2 separate regions of the Homo sapiens genome follow, and region 1 is linked to region 2. A link is an interaction called in ENCODE POLR2A ChIA-PET data of the cell type or tissue named here. Cell type or tissue: MCF 10A. All regions are shown on one strand. Links, peaks and the distances in the headings refer to the core of each region. The heading gives the core; the rest is flanking DNA. Region 1 has its middle 16 kb from the start of LINC03065. Region 2 has its middle 72 kb from the start of ZNF280D.

Region 1 (2,930 bases), core at 143-2,642, 66 kb before region 2:
ATTATCTGAGACTCTTCTCTCTCCCTCACTGCCCATATCCAAGGTTAGTTTATTATACTTTCTAAATATCTTTCGCATTTGGAACTCCACTTTTTTCTCTGATGCTCTATTGCCTAGAATAGTACATGACACAGATTGTTGACATTTATAAATGTTTGTAAAATTCTGATTCAATAGCTACTTTTCCTACATCTGGGGGAAGTTATCTCAGTGAACTTTACATCAGAGTCTTCAAACAATATTCAAAGAACATTCCTATTATATTATAAAGTGTAATTTCTGAAGTTCTTTAAGTTACAAAGCAATTTCCTATTCTCCGATACTAGTGGGAATTGAATTAGTTATTCAGTTTCAACAATATGAAACGTACTCCCCTCTCTGATATTTAATGTTTCTTAATTGTATAACTTTGTCTGTTAGTAGCTCCTGTCTCTTACACTCTGTCCTCCAGAAGTCCTCTATGGGACTTCCCTCAACATGCCCATTAGTGCATGAGTGTGTGCATGTGTGCGCACACACACACACACACACTGATGGCCTCAAGAATCTTGTTCCTTATGAAGTCAAAATGTCAAACATCTCAGTGGCAGGTAAGAAAAACAGTAACTCTCTCCCTGCTGAGCCACCTGCTGAATATTCCATATGCCAGGTGCTAATTTTAGGAGAAAGAAAGGAAAGTTTAAAAATGTATTCTCTTCTCACTGCTCAGCAAAAGCCTCCTTTCCTTTTCTTCTCAAGCAGCTGCAGCAGAAGCTTACGTGAATGCAAAATACAAGCGGTATTAGAAACAAGGCGTAATTTAAAAGATTTCACCAGATGACTTAAACAAATAAACCTGTTGGGTTAAGCTTATTGTTCTGGAGAGACTAAACACTGTGACTGGCCTTGGATTGATGGAATTCACTGGAATAGAGCAGGGATGACAAATTGGGATAAAATATTTGGCAGTTGTACTTTGTCTGAGGACAAATGACCAGCTTACTTTAAATTCATTTTCTGCAGCTGGTGAGTGGGTGGCCAGTTCTGCATCATACCTATTGTAGCCGAGTAAGTAACATTTCTTGACTTTGACAGGCTGCTCTCATTTGATTAGATATTTTACAAAACAATGTATTCTGCAGATCATTTTCAAAATGTTTTTCTTTCTCCAATTCCCATTCTGGTATAAATGAAGACCTCTGCAAGCTCTGAACATGCTCAGAGAATGGGTTGTTTTGACAAGCTGGAAAATAGACTATTTGCCAGCAATCTGCAAGCCAGAGCTTTAATAGTAGTCATATTACAAATGGTATTTTATCTTTGTCTTTACCATATTCCTTTATAGCTCTAAATATTTTATTTGCTGAAATAATTTATTTGAACACAGCAGCATTGGAGTGGGCAGTGAGAGCAAAAACACAAAGACCATTGTTGCAATTTCTTACTGCATTTGACATCATAATTTTATTCATTTGCTTTTTCAAACTAAAATTTCATGCAAAGTTGATGCCATTTCAACATGAATATGATTCTATATAGTAAGTTGAATGTGTAGAAATTCAGATATCTGGAAGTTATGAAACAAGGAATCAATTAGGTATACAAAAGCCGATGACTCACTATAGAAATATTCTTGGTCTCCTGTGCTGTGTATTAGCAACCATGGCCTACCCCAATTCCCATTTCCTTTAGTTGTGGAAGTTCTTGTGACTGCTTCTCCCTATGTTTATTTACTGCTCTTTTTTTCTTTTTTTTAATCAGTGCCTCTGTGATGTTTTCTCATCTCCTAACATTTCTGTTTACTCATTCTAGAAGCTAGACATCTGCAGAAAGTGCTAGCTAATCAGTTAAGAATTATTCTTTATCCCTTTAGCATTTGTGTTAAATGTAAATGTAATCCTAGACATTTTATACTTTAATTTGGGGGCTTATTCTGGAGATTTATTATTATTTTGTCAGTAATTATATTTGGAACTTTTCTTTCATTCTTAAATCTGATTTTATTTTTATTATTTATATATTCTTTTGAGACAAGGTCTCACTTGGTGCCCAGACTGGAGTGCAGTGGTGCGACCTTGGTTCACTGCAACCTCCACCTCTGCCTCCTGGCTCAAGCGATCCTTCTGCCTTAGCCTCCCAAGTTACTAGAACTACAGGTGTGCGCCACTAGGCCCTGCTAATTTTTGTATTTTTGGTGGGGGTAGAGACAGGGTTTTGCCATATTGCCCAGGCTGGTCTTGAACTCTTGGGCTTAAGTGATCCACCTGCTTGGGCCTTGCAAAGTGCTGGGATTACAGGCGTGAACCACTGCACTTGGCCCAAATCTGACTTTATGATTGAAGATAGATCTTCCTAAGAGACTGCTTTTTCCCATAAAAATAATTATATTAGGAAGAGCAAATAAAAATTTAAATAAAAGGAGCCTCTAATTGACCTTCAATTGATAGTCACAATTTTGCAAAGGAGAAGAGTCTATCAGCTCTCTCATTCCTACCTGACATCTTCCCCACTTACTGCAACATGGTCTTGGGCCAGTTATTTAACATTTCTGAGCCTCAATTCCCTTATCTGTGAAATGTGGATAAGAATAGTACCTACCACTAGGGTGGTTATAAGGATTAAGAGTTAATGTGTACAGGCCGGGCGCAGTGGCTGACGCCTGTAATCCCTGCACTTTGGGAGGCCGAGGTGGGCGGATCATGAGGTCAGGAGATTGAGACCATCCTGGATAACATGGTGAAACCCTGTCTCTACTAAAAATACAAAAAAAAAAAAAAAATTAGCCAAGCATGGTGGCAGGCATCTGTAGTCCCAGCTACTCAGGAGGCTGAGGCAGGAGAATGGCGTGAACCCGGGAGGCAGAGCTTGCAGTGAGTCGAGATAGCTCCCCTGCACTCCAGCCTGGGTGACAGAGCGAGACTCCGTCTCAAAAGAAAAAAAAAAAATTAAAT
Region 2 (2,930 bases), core at 172-2,671:
TTTTCCAAAACTGAAACTCCATATCCTTAAACAATAACTCCTGTGGCCTCCTCCCTTAGCCCCTATCACCATTCTACTTTCTGTCTATATGGATTTGACAAATCTATGTACCTCATATAATTGGAATTATATGATATTTATCTTTTTGTGACTGGCTTATTCCACTTAACATAATTCTTTAAGATTCATTCACGTTGTAGCATATGTCAAAATGTGCTTCTTTTTTAAGGCTGAAAAATATTCCATTGTATGTGTATACCACATTTTGTTTGTCTGTCTATCAATGAGTTGCTTCCACCTTTTGGAGATTGAGAATAATGCTGTTATCAACAGGGGTGTACAGAAAATATTTTATTATTTACTTACTTTTTGAGACAAGGTCTTGTTCTGTTGCCAGGCTGGAGTTCAGTGGCATGACCTTGGCTCACTGCAATCTCTGACTCCAGGGCTCAAGTGATCCTCCTACCTCAGCCTCCCGAGTAGCTGGGACTACAGGTGTGGGCTGCCACGCCCAGCTACTTTTTGTATTTTTTGTAGAGACTGGGTTTTGCTATGTTGTGCAGGCTCGTCTCGAACTCCTGAGCTCAAGCAATCCACCTGACTCCACCTCCCAAAGTGCTGGGATTACAGGTGTGTGCCACCACACCAGGCCAGAAAATATTTTTAAAGACTGCAGATTCCTTAGATGTTCTAATTTACTGACTCAAGTCTTGAAAGTGGGAGAGGCAGGGTGGGGAGCAATTTGGAAGATATATTTTAAATGTTTTCCAGGTGATTTGGAGTACAGATAGTATAGTCCTTGAGTTGTCAATTGGAAGTCACTGATACCACACGGTGAGTACTACTTGTACTAGTCTACAGGTATAGAAAAAAACAGAACAATAAGGTTATGACGTGAGAGCTTTTTGTGTTGTTGAAAATGAAAGAGAAGTTGAATTTGGCAAAAATGAGAAGGGAGGGCATTTCAGGTTGGAGAAAAAATTAATTAAGAGATATAAACATTCTGATTTTAAAGTAGTTCCCACTTATCTGTGGTTTCACTTTCTGTGGTTTCAGTTACCCACAATCAATTGTGATCTGAAAATATTAAATAGAAAATACCAGAAATAAATAATTCCTATGTTTTTTATAGCATTCTATCCTGAGTTTTGTGATGAAATCTCACACTGCTCTGCTCCATGCTGCCTGGGACATGACTCATCCCTTTGTTCGGTGTATTCACGCCGAATATGCTGCCTGCCCATTAGTCATTTAGTAGCTTTTTGATAATGAGATCAACTGTCGTGGTATCACAGTGCTTGCGTTCAAGTAACCCTTATTTTACTTACTAATGGCCCTAAAGTGCAAGAGTGGTGATGATGGTGGATATGCCAAAGAGGATCCATAAAATGCTTTCTTTAAGTGAAAAAGTGTAAGTTCTCCACTTAAAAAAGAAAAAAAATTACATACCGAGATTACTAAGATCTACAGTAAGAATGAATCCTCCCTCTGTGAAATTGTGAAGAAGGAAAAAGAAATTCATGCATAGTACACTTGCATGTTTAGTACTATCTGTGTCTTCAGGCATCCACTGGGGGTTTTAGAACGTATCCCCCACGGTAAGGGGGATACCGCATTTTTCTAGGTGTCTCTAATTGTGCTGTCACAGCTCTTTCCAAGTCTAGACTCATGAAATATATATATTTTGTTCAACTATTATTGAAAACAACTAAGTATTGTTCCACTAAGAATATAATAAATTTTGTTGTATTTATGAAACTTCCATTAGAGCAACAACATTGTTAGTTTAGCCTTCCCATACATTTCTGTTTTTTTCTCTGGAGTGAAGATAGAACAGCAAGGGAAAAAAAAACTGATGCAGTAATATGACCTCTTAAAACTGAAATTCATCTAAAATGGTCTTTTGACCATGATGGACTGCGTAAGTTGTAATACAACAAAATCATTTCAAAATCTTTTTTCCAATAGCTGCACGTGTATATTATTTGATCCAACACTGAAACGAAATTGCAAACATTTTAACAGCTTCTTTGTTGCAGCTCTGAATCAGAAGGGGAAACTTGCCAGAAATCCTGGTTTTTTTTTCCCCAAATCATTCCATCCACTTCTAAATTAATGCATTGGTTGTATTCTGCCCCCTTTGGTTGAATTACATTAAAGACAAATTTATTCTTTAATCTTCTACAATAAAAAGATGTTAATTCCACTATTTAATTTATTTTCTAGATAAAATAATATGTGTTTCTGATACATCTGTTTTTAAATTTTCCCATTTTTATAAGTTGCTTGGATGTGACCAGGAAAATTCCTCCTACGATGGCTTTAAAATAAATTTTATTAACCTATTTTCATTTTGTGAGTGAACCAGTGATATTTACTATGACTTTCTTCTTCCTTTCAAGTATAATTCAAGTTGTTATTTGATAGTGTGTTGTTAACTGAAACTTATGGAGAGTTTCTTACATGTAACTTAGAGTTAAGTGAGAGAGACAGACATTTATGAAATAATCTCACAAATATTTTTATAAGTACCAAAATTGAATCCTTCCTGGACTTTCAGAGTGAATATTAAGGGGATTTTGTCTGTTTAAGGGGTCACGAAAGGAATTTGAGCTGAGAGTTAAAGCATAAGTAAGACAAAATGCATAATATTGGGTGTGTGGGAGGCCAGGAAGGTTTCAGGAAGAGGGAAGGGCATGAACAAAAGTTAAACATAGGCCTCTGTGGCTAGAGCTCAGGCAGCAAATGCAAATGTGCTTCAAGCTATATTAAGAACTTTGCCTTTATTCTACGTGCAATAATACATTAGCTTGGATGAATAATAGCTAAGAACCTTTCGGTTGCCAGTAATAGAAAATTCAATCCAGCCTTTCTTCATAAAATAAAGAAAGGCAGAAAAAGAACCATTGGCTTATGTTATGGTGAAGTCC

Evidence for each region. Peaks named below come from ENCODE experiments on the same cell type or tissue, not always from the same donor. Only the 100,000 strongest peaks of a DNase experiment are listed, where the experiment ranks them.
Region 1: POLR2A ChIA-PET joins it to region 2 with 7 read pairs; 2 of 35 experiments call an interaction of 5 or more read pairs at or near these places.

The regions. Positions count from the first base shown.
Region 1 is chr15:56,870,073-56,873,002 of GRCh38, reverse strand. No RefSeq gene overlaps it. Among named protein-coding and RNA genes, the nearest start is that of LINC03065, 16 kb to the left of the region's middle. In MCF 10A, for the core only: no CTCF peak of the experiment used is centred there; a DNase peak (open chromatin) is centred at 1,632.
Region 2 is chr15:56,804,264-56,807,193 of GRCh38, reverse strand. No RefSeq gene overlaps it. Among named protein-coding and RNA genes, the nearest start is that of ZNF280D, 72 kb to the right of the region's middle. RefSeq lists an enhancer at 192-361. In MCF 10A, for the core only: no CTCF peak of the experiment used is centred there; a DNase peak (open chromatin) is centred at 1,203.